Regions from separate parts of the Homo sapiens genome. Here region 2 is linked to region 1. The links are chromatin contacts, found by Hi-C or POLR2A ChIA-PET in ENCODE. All regions are on one chromosome and are shown on one strand. The core of a region is the stretch at or near the end of the contact, and the rest is flanking DNA. Distances in the headings are between cores, read along the strand shown. Region 1 overlaps ALPK3 (alpha kinase 3). Region 2 overlaps SLC28A1 (solute carrier family 28 member 1).

Region 1 (6,435 bases), core at 1,472-3,971:
TGACTTAAAATAAGGGTTCCGTTTTTTTGGATTCCTAGAGCCAAAACTCTTCCAGCTATGCAATCCTGCCTCTACTGGATCAGACCAGGTCACAACCTGGACCAGCCTCTAGCTTTGAGCTAAAACCTTCATCCTCTGAACAGATCAGTAGTCTGTCCAGACAAAAGAGAGGGATGGGAATGAGAGGATAAATCAGGGGTAGACCAGCAGAAATGCAACACTACAGAAGACTGGCTTCTGCACTACTTACAAAGGCAGCAAGCAAGCAAGAAGCCAAGATGGTCTTCCAGGTTAAGCCTTGGAAGGGCAGAGCCAGGCAAAATGATGATAGAGAAAAAACGTTTTCACTGTGCTCAGGCCACCCAGGTATCTTAGTATTCACACATTAGGTTTAGGATGCTCTTTCCCCCATTTTCAATCTGTCCAGAGCATTTTGCTAGGAACCTGCCTTTCACTAACAGGGCTGAGTACCATCATATGATAGACAATAACAAATGTGGCCTCTGGAGTCAGACAGACCTGGATTTACATTTCAGCTCTACCACTTCTGAGCTGTGGGTACTCGACAAGTCACTTCATATCTCTAATCTTCAAGTGTAAAGGTGAGGATAGTAATGACCATCTTACAGAGTATTGAGAAAATCATAATATGTGTAGGACTCTAACTTAGTGTCTGAAACATAGGACTAATGTGATAAATATTGATTTATTTGTCATTTCTCTTTTGGCATTCATAGCATTCCATTTTGTGTAAAAATGATGATCTCTCTCATTTGCACAGAATTTTAGTTTGCAGCAGGTTTTCACAAATATGGTCTCACTTAATCCTCATGAAAAATCTGAGTGCTAGGTAGGAAAGACATTATTCCTAGAAAGGGAAAGGAAACTGAAGCTCAGAGAGATTGAATGACCTAACCAGGGTGAGCTTCAGTTTTCTTCTTTGTAAAACAGACTCAGCTAGAAGAGAATGGGGCTTTGACTTAAATCAAATTTATTTTTTTCTTTATTATTTTTTTGAGATGGAGTCTCACTCTGTTGCCCAGGCTGGAGTGCAGTAGTGCAATCTTGGCTCACTGCAACCTCTGCCTCCCGGGTTCAAGCAATTCTCAAGCCCTGCCCTCCCAAATAGCTGGAATTACAGACAGAATTTTTGTATTTTTAGCAGAGATGGGGTTTTGCTGTGTTGGCCAGGCTGGTTTCGAACTCCTGGCCTCAAGTGGTCCACCTGCCTCGGCCTCCCAAAGTGCTGGGATTACAGGCGTGAGCCTCCGCGCCCAGCCGACTTTAAAGCCTTTCTACTATGCCACGTTATCGTCTCACAGTAGAAACTGGTCTACTCATCACAGCTTCTTGAGGACGATGACATTCCTAATTCAACTTTTTATTTTTTCAATATTTAGTAATGGTTGGATGGAAAAAGGATGGAAGCATGAGTTTATAAGTTAACAAATAGGTTGACTGATAATGGCTTAATGTTACCTAGCCCGCCCTCCCCCCAGTATATGGAGCTATATATATAATAATTATCGTACAATTTAACCCCAGTGAAACACACATTTGAGTCCGTTTTATATCTCTGGTCTCTAGTTTTCTCACTTATTTACCACAGAGACAAGATTTAATGATGTGTGATATTCCCAGCAACCTCTCCTTCCCCTGAGCATTTTCTCTGTTCCTCTCCTCTGTCCAGTTCTGCTTAATGACAGTAGGCCTGCAGAGAGCTGGTTGAAGAAGGAAGGAGGGTTCATGCCTGCTGGCCTTCCTTTGTTGGGGAGTTCTGGGTAATGGGGGGCGTAGGAATAAAACTAAAAAGAAGCTAGACTAAGTTGCTTTACATAACGAAAAGCTAACAAAGATGGAGGAGGAGGAGAGACAGTAAAGCTACTGGGCTAAAATGGAAGGGAGAGTTTGGGAAGCTTGGAGAGTGAGAAAGTCTAGAGCAAAGCTGCAGGGAAGGGAAGAAGGGAGGTTTTTGAAAAGGGTGGTTGTGGGTTTTGAATTAGACCCCATGTAATGGTCTTTGAAATAAATTCCTTTTTACTTTTAATTGAGCCTGGACTGTGCTCCTTTAAATGCAGCTGCAGTGATAGACTGGGCTACATGAGGTATGTATTAGGGTTGCGAGCAAAATGTTCCGTGTCCAATCTACTTTACAAGATTATTGTGAAAAGCAAAAAAGAATAAAGACAAAGGTGCTTTGTAAACGATCAGCCAAGCACTATGGCTTTGCCTCCTCTGCATGCTTTCACATCCATGCACATGCGTACCCGTGCACCCTCACACCCTCGTACCTGCCAAGTCTGTGACAAGGAAGCTGCCATTTGTCCACTGATACAGCCAGTGTTGGAAGGTCTGGCATTTCTGCATGGCCTCAGAGCTGCCAGATGCTGTCGGAGCCTCAGCACAGCCCCATTCCCGAGAACAGTAAGACTCCAGGGGCTTGCCCAGGTCTTCCTCCAGGGTAGCATATGGGATATTGTTTGCAGGCCGGTAGATCAGATACAGTGGGATGATCCTAAACATAGTTTCACCCTGCAGTAAGCAGGAAGTATGGCCCAGAGAGCTCCTCCCTCCCACCCAATTCTGTATTCTTGGACCTAAAAGAAGGGCCCTTCCAAGAATGTAATTCTCAGCTCCGAGCCCAAAGGACAGCAAAGGAAAGCAGCTCCACCCTGAGTTTGGGAAAGGAAATGGATATTTTTGGCTTCAGAGTCCTGTCCATTCTCTTGGTCAGTGGGATTAGAACCAAACCCTGCTATGGGCATAGGCAGACTGTGTGGCTTGGGTGAGGGATTGAGGCATGTATGTGTCAAACAGAAGGAGCACCTTTAGAGAGGATTCAACCAGATTGTGGCTCTCTGCCAGTGGGACCCCAGGTATGCAAAGGTCAGAGTTCAAGTCTCAAAATGCAAACAATTGCCATTTATAGCTGACTCCTACAAAAATCCACACTGACCCTGCCTGCATACCACGGAAGTGTCCTGATCAGTCTGCCTAGCTTAACCCACCCCATCACCTTCATGGAGTCCCAGAAATTGCTGTGTCCAAACTCTGCAATCAGCAACATCTGCACTAAAGAATGAGGAACCGGGGTGGGCGGGACTCAAGTCCAGAGCAGAGGCTTTTCTCAAGTGGAGAGTAAATGAGGTCTCTATTTCTACATTTTGTGAGGCCACTGAGCTGAGCATGGGGCTGTGAGCCTATTTGCACATGGGCATAACGCAGGATGCCCCTGGGAGGCTGTGAAATCACTGTCTTTGCAGAAGCCCAAGGCAACAGTGCTGCACACTGCACGTCCTCCTCGCTGCGTACTTACTCAGGCACCTCCCCAAAGCCAGGCGCGGCCCGGGCTTCTGCTGCGAAGATTTTGCAGTACTCCCGACTCATGTTCTGGATCTTGCACCCCTGTGGATGAGGGAACCAAATGTGGTGAGCAAAGAAATTCCTCAGTCCTCCACTGTGTCTACCCCTAAGTGAGTGGGCTACCTATTCTGTTAGGGGACTGAGAGGAGGATTCCAGCCCTGGGGGAGGAAGGGCTTACTCCTCCCTGCTCCCCACTCTGCATCTCATTTTCCTCTTTTGTATAACAAGCGGCTTTGGACTTCTTTTCAAACTGAGGTTTTCGAAGTGATTTCTGAACTATTTTTGGGAGTCCTTATGGTATGTGACAGTGTCCCAGAGACCACTCTGTGTAGAGCCAGGAAGACTGCCCACCCCACCCACAGCACCCCCCTTTTATCTCACATATAAACAAGGCTTCCATGAGAGATTATGTATGGGGCAGGGGGAAGGTTTCTGCTGCAAACATAGAGTTTGAAAACTATGGCCCAAGTCGTTTTGAAGCTCTCAAGCTCTCTGAGGCCAAGCATCTGAATTCTGGGCTGCATCTCAGGCTTTCCACAAGGTCCTCCTAGGAGCCTCATAAGGTTGAGACTGAGATGCCTTCTGCCTCGATACTGGGCATCCTAACAGGACCTGGGCTGGGAAAGGGGAGGGGGTGAGAGAATAAAAGAATGGGGTGTGAAGATGGGACATAGTACCTGGATGGTGACGTCGTAGTTTCTGCCCACAAGAGAAGTCTCACTGCTGGGCCCAAACACAAGCAGGCTGGACACCTTGATGATGCACGTGCGGCCCGACTCGAAGATGGGTTCCAGCCCGTAGATGACCTTGGCCTGGGAGGCCTTCCGAAGGCCACACCCATATCCACCCCCTCGGAGCTCCTCGCTTACCAGTCGCCCAAAGAGCTTGTCCCCCCAGCAGCCAGAGTCAGCCAGACCCTTAGCAAACACCATAGGGGTCATCTCAATCTCTTCTCCAACTGAAGGGGAACAGGAGAAATGTGGGAGACCAGGAGCTCCTGTCTCACCAATGTGGGGCTCACAGGGAAGGAAAAGGCCAGAAGAGCCTCCCACCCTGCCAACCTGCTGGGCTCACTTTCCGTCCACGCCTGCTCTTTGGGCACATTAAGTCCCCACCAGACTATGAGCTCCTTGGGGCAGAAACTCTATTTGATTCAACCCCTGCCATCTAGCGGTACCCATGTGGTATCCATCACATAACCCCTGCCTTCCACAAATGCGTCCTAAGCACTGTCCAAACACAGTGCTCAGGATGTGTTTGTGGAAGGCAGGGGTTTTCTGTGGCAACAATAATCAATACAGAATACCAGAATTACTTTGTTTTGGAATTCGTTGTTTTGATCAGATGAATACATGACTCCATTTCAACCAACACGTTTGACTGAAACAAAAAGTTTGCAGGACCAATCCAGCAGCAATGAGCACCCCTAATGCTCAAATTGTGACCGCTAAATATAATTTCCCATTAAAGGGAAACCAGAGCTTTCTAAAGAAATGGTTGATTCCAGGTCTAGGCAGAAAGTGTACAGCAAGGACCTGAAATATCGTGTGAATCCAGAAAGCAAGAGAGCTAGCAAAAGCTATTAGAGACTTGGCAGAAGGACACAGGGGCCAACCTGAAGGGGCTCCCTTGGGCCAAAAAGGAAACAATCTTGGCAACAAAAATAATTACTGCAACATATTGAACATATCAAATATGTTAAAAATCCATGTATTCATAGTTGCAACAACAAAAAAAAGAATCCAATCTCCTCCCTCAAAAAATAAACCTCACTGGTCACCTATGGAAAACGGTAGGGTAGGGCACCAACTCGTTATTCTAAATTCTAGTAACTAAAGGGAAAAGAGCAAGTATTTATCCTTCATTTCCTGTTGGAACTTAACGTATTGGGATAACCAAATAATCATCCCTTTTTTACAGAAAAAAATCAGCTAATGAATGAAGAAGAAAAGACCAAATTAAACTATCTCCATGTTGCAACTGCTAATGAAATAATAGATTTAGGCAATAATCAGTGACTGCCAAAACCCCTAGATAACAATAGGGTTTGTATCAGATTGTTTTTAACTTTAAAAGGGGATGGATCACACAGATGCACCTGAATGAACCCAGTGACCAACCTTAACATTACTAAAAGTGAAACAATCTGACAGTATGTGCCTCCAGATAGGATGCAAAAGGTATACACAGCACCTGTGAGTTATTCTTGCCCCTCCTCCAAAAAAAAAAATCACACCTGAATCTGACCAAACCTCTAAATCTGATTACCAATTTGGAAGAAGCATTTAACATGTTAAATGGGAACACAATCAACAAAATCCAGAATGTTAGAAATTCTATACCAGTGACTTTAACAAACATATGGCAAAGGAAGAAAACAAATAAAGTAGGAGGAACTGTTAAATATTAAGAGAGACTTGGGAGCTGCATCAGCCAAAAGCAATGAGTGGTTCCTGATTCAAATAAACCAACGCATATGAGACAGTTGGGGAAATCTGACTGGATGTTTGATGATATTAAATAATTATTACTTAGTTTTGAGGTTGAGGTTTTATTTGATATTGATTAAATTTTATTTGATTACTAAACAAAAGTCACTAATTGGCACTTTGGGAGGCCAAGGCAGGTGGATCCCTTGAGGTCAGGAGGTCGAGACCAGACCTGCCAACATAGTGAAACCCATCTCTACTAAAAATACAAAAACGAGCTGGGCATGGTGGTGCATGCCTGTAATCCCAGGTACTGGGGAGGCTGAGGCACGAGAATTGCTTGAACCCAGGAAGCGGAGGTTGCAGTGAGCCAAGATCACACCACTGCACTCCAGCCTGGGCAACAGAGTGAGACTCCATCTCAAAACAAAGTCACTAGTTGGATGAATGAGTGATTGAAAGAGTGAGAGAATGAAGGAATTAATGCATTTGTTAGCAAATACAGCTCCAAACATCTTTTTATCACTGGCTGCCTTCACAGTCCCAAGCCTTAGCCTGTCTCTTGTAGGAGCAGTACGTGCCCATCCCTATTTGAGCCCTTCAAATGTGTATCAAACTTTGAAGGTATTTCATGATCACCAG
Region 2 (5,889 bases), core at 3,363-5,862, 48 kb before region 1:
TTAGTAGAGACAAGGTTTCACCATGTTGGCCAGGCTGGTCTCGAGCTCCTGACCTCAAGTGATCTGCCCACCCCATTCTCCCAAAGTGCTGAGATTACAGGCGTGAGCCACTGTGCCCAGTTGTTCCTAGAATTTTCAATAATAGGTGGACATTTCTCAAGGGAAGGAGCATAGGCAGGAGAGGTTTGTGGGAAGATCAGTTTGGCTTTGAACTTTGAATTTGAGATGCCTGTGGAATACCAAGTGGGCAGCTGGATAAAAGGGTTAGGGACATCTGGGCCAGGCTTTGGCTTGGGGCTCTTTCATAAGAAGTACAGGTTGGCCCAGCATGGTGGTTCATGCCTGTAATCCCAGCACTTTGGGAGGCCGAGGCAGGAGGATTGCTTGAGCTCAGGAGTTTGAGACCAGCCTAGGAAACAAAGCAAGGCCCCCATCTCTACATAAACAAATTTTTTTTTAACAGCTATGTATGGTGGCACACACATGTGGTTCCAACTGCTCTGGAGGCTGAAGTGGGAGGATTACTGGATTCCAGGAGTTCGAGGCTGCAGTAAGTCATGATCATGCCACTGCACTACAGCCCAGACAACAGAGTAAGACCCCATGTTTGAAAAAAAAAAAAAAAAAGTAATCCCAGCACTTTGGGAGGCCGAGGCAGGTGGATCATTTGAGGTCAGGAGTTCGAGACCAGCCTGGCCAACATGGTGAAACCCCATCTCTACTAAAAATAGAAAAAAATAAGCCAGGGGTAGTGGCGGGTGCCTGTAATCCCAGCTACTCGGAAGGCTGAGGCATGAGAATCGCTTGAACCCGGGAGGCAGAGGTTGCAGTGAGCCGAGATCATCCGACTGCACTCCAGCCTGGGGTGACAGAGTGAGACCCTGTCTAAAATAATAATAATAATAAGAAGAAGAACAACAACAACAACAACAACAACAGGTTGAGGTGGCTGGTGGATGCAATTCACTGCAGAAATAGCCCTGAGTGAGAAGAACAGGAGCTAAGGACAGGGCCCTGTGGTCAGTGTGTCATTAAAGGGTGAGAGGGGAAGGAGGAGCCTGTGAAGGAGACAAAGAAATAGCCAAGGGCTGGAGGACGGCCAGAAGAGAGGCAGGATGGAAACCGAGGGGCAGCTTTTCAAGAAGGGATAGTCACTAGCACTGTGTCAGGGGCATCAGAGAACTCTGGAACGGTAAGGACTGAGCCAGACCCCTGGGACTTAGCAACTTGGAGGCACCCATGATCTAGGTGAGAGCAGTGTCAGAGGAAGCGTGGGGACTGAGGCTGATGTCAGTGAGCCAAGGTGGAAGTGAGACATGAAGAAGGGGAGACCACAAGAATGGACAGCCCTTGCAAGAAGCAGCACTGTGCTCACTGCCGGAGACTGGTGAGGGCCCGGCAAGGGCTGCTTTTATTTTTTAAGGAGGGAGAGTCTTGAGCAACCAAATTTAGGCTCTAGTTCAAAGTGAACTGGGATTACAGAATGGACCCTGAAGAGAATGGAGATTCTGCCCGGGCAGCTGGGAGGCAAGCCCTGCTGAGGCCTTTTCTTTCTCCTGTCCCTTCCCAGACCAATGCTGCAGGTTGTATCTGGACTTGCTCTGCTGTCATCTGTCACCAACTTCCCTGTGGTGGGGAAGTCACCCGACAGAGAACACCAGAACTGTGCCCCGTGACTCCTCCTCCCGCCTGGGGCTAGAAACACCTCCAGCACGGGTAGGATGACATCATCCCACACTCCTGGGACTGAGATGCAGAGAGAGTCACGTACTGTCTAGACTGCTTGTCCAGTGGATCCTGAGAGGGACTGCAGGGCAGCTAGCAGGCCTGCAGGGATGGGCCCACGCCAGGAAGGAGAGTGCCCGGGGCATCAGGACCCCACTGCAGCATTGGGACTTTCTCCTGCCAGCAATCAAAAGATTTTCTATCTGTGAGACGGAGAATGGTAGAAGAGAAGCTATGTTTTGGATTAAGTGGGGCCTGTCTAGGGAGGGGAGGGGAATGAAAGAGAAAAGAGGTGGCCCCAATTTTCTAAGGTAGGATAGAATATTAAATAAGGTCCCTGTGGCCAATATCATCTTACAGCCCAGGAAACACCTCTGGGGCCTGCAGGATGTGAGGTGGCAGAACAGGGCAGCAGCTCGAGGCAGTGCTGCTGTGGAAAGGGGAGGCAAGTGCCATTAAATTCCACTGTGTGCCAACCACGAGGGCTTGTCCTGGGCCAGGTCCCTAATATGTGGGGACTCATGAATCCTCATAGCATCTGTGGTGGATGTAACTGTCGCCACTTCACAAATGGGCACACGGAGGCTGTGAGATCTTGGCTACCCACCCGAGGTCACACACCTGCAAAGAGGCAGATGCATTTCCCAGCCACCATGCAGATTGCCAAGGTCCTGCCATGCCCCTTGGGAGGTTTGCCCTGGGAACAGTCCTGGAGGCTTGTTTCTCTGCCTTCAGGGGCAGCATGCATCCCTGCTGGAAACTGAATGTCTGTGTCCCCCTAAATTCATATATTGAAACCAAATTCCCTAGGTGATGGTATTAGGAGGTGGAGCCTTTGGGGGTGATTAGGTTATGAGGGTGGAGCCCTCATGAATGGGATTAGTGCCGTTGTAAAAGAGGCACAGTGGCTCACGCCTGTAATCCCAGCATTTTGGGAGGCTGAGGCCAGAGGATCCCTTGAGTTCAGGAGTTCAAGACCAGCCTCGGCAATATAGTGAGACCCTGTATCTACCAAAATTCAAAAAAATTAGCTGGGCATGGTGGCATGTGCCTGCAGTCCCAGCTATTCTGGAGGCTGAGGCAGGAGGATCACTTGAGCCAAGGAGATGGAGGCTGCAGTGAGCAGTGATCACACTACTGCACTCCAGCCTGGGCAACAGAGTGAGATCCTGTCTCAAAAAAATAAAAATAAAAAATAAAAGAGGCTCCAGAGAGCTCCCTCACCTCTTTTACCATGTGAGGACACAGACGACCAAGTAGGCAGAGAGCAAAGTGGGCCTCAACAGAATTCAACCTTGCAGGGACACTGATCTCAGACTTCCAGCCTCTAGAAGTGTGAGAAATAAATTTCTGTTGCTTGTAACCACCCAGTTTATGGCCTCCTGGATGGACTAAGGCAGTCCCCTTCAAGGAAGAGCCAAGTAAGTCCTGACCACTGCCTTGTAGAAATGGCTTTGGAGGCTGGTCCTGCTAGTACCATAACTCAAGGAAGAAGGAAATTCTAGCTCTTCTAGGCCAGTGGTTCTCAGCACGTGGACCAGCAGCATCCTTTGAGAATTTGCTAAAAATATTTTGGATTTAATAGGTCTACAGTGGGGCCTGATGTTTGGCCTTTCCAGATGCTGCTGGTGCAGCTGACCTGGACACCACACTCTGACAACCACAGCCCTGGAGACTAGATTAGACGCTCTGAGCAAACTTCATCACCTGGGCCAAGAAACAGGCTTTGAAGGCCAGATAAACCCCACTAAGGACATGGCCTGCCCCCTCCTCTCCCTGGAGGAAGCTGAGCCAGGGCTCCTGCTGACTTTCTAAGGCTGTCTGGGCAAACCCTCATGTCTCCAGACCCCAAGGCTTGAGCACTGTCGACAGTGCCCTGTCACCAGCCCCAGGCCACAGTGAGCCACTAAAACCCAAAGCTGGAAGATGCTCGGGGCAGCAGCTGTGGTGCACACTGTACCAGTACCACCGCCAGAAAGTGGAAGGGACTCATCTCCAAGTCCAGAGTAGCTGCATTTCTGGCTGTAACCTAGCTACGCCTCCTGATTTCCTGTTTGTGCCATCCCTTTGCCCAGAATGGCCTCAGCATTTTGCCCCTCATTCCCATTTCTGCCTGGATCCTGGGTTTTCAACAAGATGCCTCCTGCCTCGGCTGTCCCATCTCCCTTCTTTCAGCCATCCCACCCCAGGCTTCATTTACTTCCCATTCCCTTCACCGAAAACCATGCTCACTAAGGTTACCAGTTACCCCTTAACTACCAAATCCAATGATACCTTTTGGTCCTTATTTGATCTGTGTGTGTGTGTGTGTGTGTGTGTGTGTGTGTGTGTGTGTGCGCGCGCGCAAAATTTGGCACTGTTGACCACTGGGGACTGCAGAGTCTATATCAGACATCCCGAAACTCTCAGGAGATGAAGACATTTTCCTTGACCCTAGGGGTTCCTCCAGAGAAAATCTGAGCAGCACTGCTAAGCTTAGCAGTGGGTGCTTGTTCCAGAGGCTAGAACAATAGTGAAAGAATGAGAGTCTGCTCCCGGGTCAGCCAGACCCAGGGGAGTATGATCATGCGGGTGGAAAGTTACTAGAAGGGAGACAGAGCCAAGGTGGAATGACTAATCCAGCTGATACAGCCAAGGGGTGACTGCCACGTCCACTGTGCTGGACTCCAGGTCCAGGGCAAGCTGAGGGCTGAAGAAGCCCTAGGGAGAGACTTTACTTCCCCCCAGAAGAGAGCAGCTGGACCATGGCCCAGCAGGAAGCAGCTTGGATTCTGAAAATCTGAGTGAGCTCAGAGAAGACTTCCCCAGACTGAAACTGGCCAAAGGCCTTGGACTAGGTCTGTATGATTCATAGAAAGAATAGAGAGAACTTCCTGAGTCTTCTGTTCAGCTCAGCATTCAACAAAACCACCCCTACCTTGAGGGCAAATCCCAATAATATGTGTGTGATATAGGGGAGAGGGGGAGGCTGAATAAAATGTTGTGATTAGTGAGAAAGAGAATTCTGTGGCCACAGAGCATTTATCCTAGTCCTCCTTCCTCTTTCCTGGCATTGCTATGGATGGTGCATCAGCCAATACACGGTCCAGGAATTTGTCCAGAGGACAGGGCCTACCAGGGGCCAGGAAACTGCTGGTGTTTCGCTGGGAAATGCTGAGGCTGGTTAATGATAAACCCACCTCACTATCATTTTTGTCTTAACCGAACATTCAACTTCAAAGTTTTTTGCCACCACTGATACATTTTTATTTTCTTCTTCTTCTTCTTTTTTTTTTTTTTTTTTTGAGATGGAGTCTCACTCTGTTGCCTGGCCTGGAGTGCAGTGGTGCAGTCTCCGCTCACTGCAACCTCCGTCTCCCAGGTTCAAGTCATTCTCCTGCCTCAGCCTCCTGGGTAGCTGGAATTACAAGCGCCCGCCACCATGCCTGGCTAATTTTTGTATTTTTAGTAGAGATGGGGTTTCATATTGGCCAGGCTGGTCTCGAACTCCTGAACTCAAGCGATCGAACCACTTCAGCCTCCCAAAGTACTGGGATTACAGGCGTGAGCCACCACGCCCAGCCTAATGGATACATTTTTAAATGATCATTTTTGTTATTCAGAGTGCTTTTTGTATTTGGAGGAGAGACATGAGGCCGTTGATTTCTGCTGATAGTATGAGGAAGAATACATCCCTTAACCAGAAGTCCAGTGGAGGGGTTCTAGCTCTGGCTCTGCGCCAACTCACTGTGCCATTGCGGCCAACACACTGCTCCTGTCTGGAGCTTGGCTGGACCATCAGTAATACAAAAGGGAGGCCGCAACACCACTGAGCTCCCTCCTGGTACCAATGGTCAAGGAATCCATGATTCTAAAGGGTGATTCAGGGAGAGATGCAAGCAGCAGGTGTGTACACATCCTTCCAGAGAGGGAGGCAGGCTGGGAGGAGACATAGCTAATGTGGCCAGGGGGCAGACACAGAGGCAAGCCCAGCAATGACGCAGGAGAGACGCGGGCCAGTGGTGGGCGGGGGAAGGCGCTCTGGCGGACAGCAGCTGCGTGGCCCGCCGGGCACCTCTTCCCCTGCTTTTTGGCTAACGAGGCTTTAATTTCCCTTTGGGAAACAGCTTACCTGCCTATCCACTGAACTCTGCCCTGCACTGTGGACACGCCAGCACATTCTCA

Evidence for each region. A loop is a pair of places that touch in the nucleus more often than their neighbours do. ChIA-PET counts read pairs that join two places held with the same protein, here RNA polymerase II (POLR2A). Pooled maps may share reads with other maps.
Region 2: a loop to region 1 is called in a map of heart right ventricle, with 2.2 times the contacts of the local background. The contact joins two enhancer-like sites. A Hi-C loop is called at or near these places in 53 of 168 maps with a recorded cell type or tissue (CD4-positive, alpha-beta T cell, CD4-positive, alpha-beta memory T cell, Caco-2 and 26 more), 8 of 37 single-sample maps with no recorded cell type and 35 of 50 pooled maps. POLR2A ChIA-PET finds 5 or more read pairs at or near these places in 7 of 52 experiments (A549, CD4-positive, alpha-beta T cell, Caco-2 and 4 more).

Annotation. Positions count from the first base shown.
Region 1 is chr15:84,860,522-84,866,956 of GRCh38, reverse strand. It overlaps ALPK3 (alpha kinase 3), which reads right to left. Exons shown (of 14, transcript NM_020778.5): 10 at 4,042-4,322; 11 at 3,317-3,405; 12 at 2,292-2,515. Among named protein-coding and RNA genes, the nearest start is that of SLC28A1, 21 kb to the left of the region's middle. RefSeq lists enhancers at 2,768-3,267, 3,268-3,769, 4,338-4,839. Within about 2 kb of position 2,721, at least 4 of the 41 ENCODE cell types and tissues checked have a DNase peak (open chromatin) inside an H3K27ac peak, as active enhancers do; they include ascending aorta, gastrocnemius medialis, heart right ventricle and 1 more, where a contact is called at or near this core.
Region 2 is chr15:84,910,979-84,916,867 of GRCh38, reverse strand. All of the region lies in intron 9 of SLC28A1 (solute carrier family 28 member 1), which reads right to left. Among named protein-coding and RNA genes, the nearest start is that of SLC28A1, 29 kb to the right of the region's middle. RefSeq lists an enhancer at 1,351-1,550. Within about 2 kb of position 4,612, at least 31 of the 41 ENCODE cell types and tissues checked have a DNase peak (open chromatin) inside an H3K27ac peak, as active enhancers do; they include ascending aorta, gastrocnemius medialis, heart right ventricle and 1 more, where a contact is called at or near this core.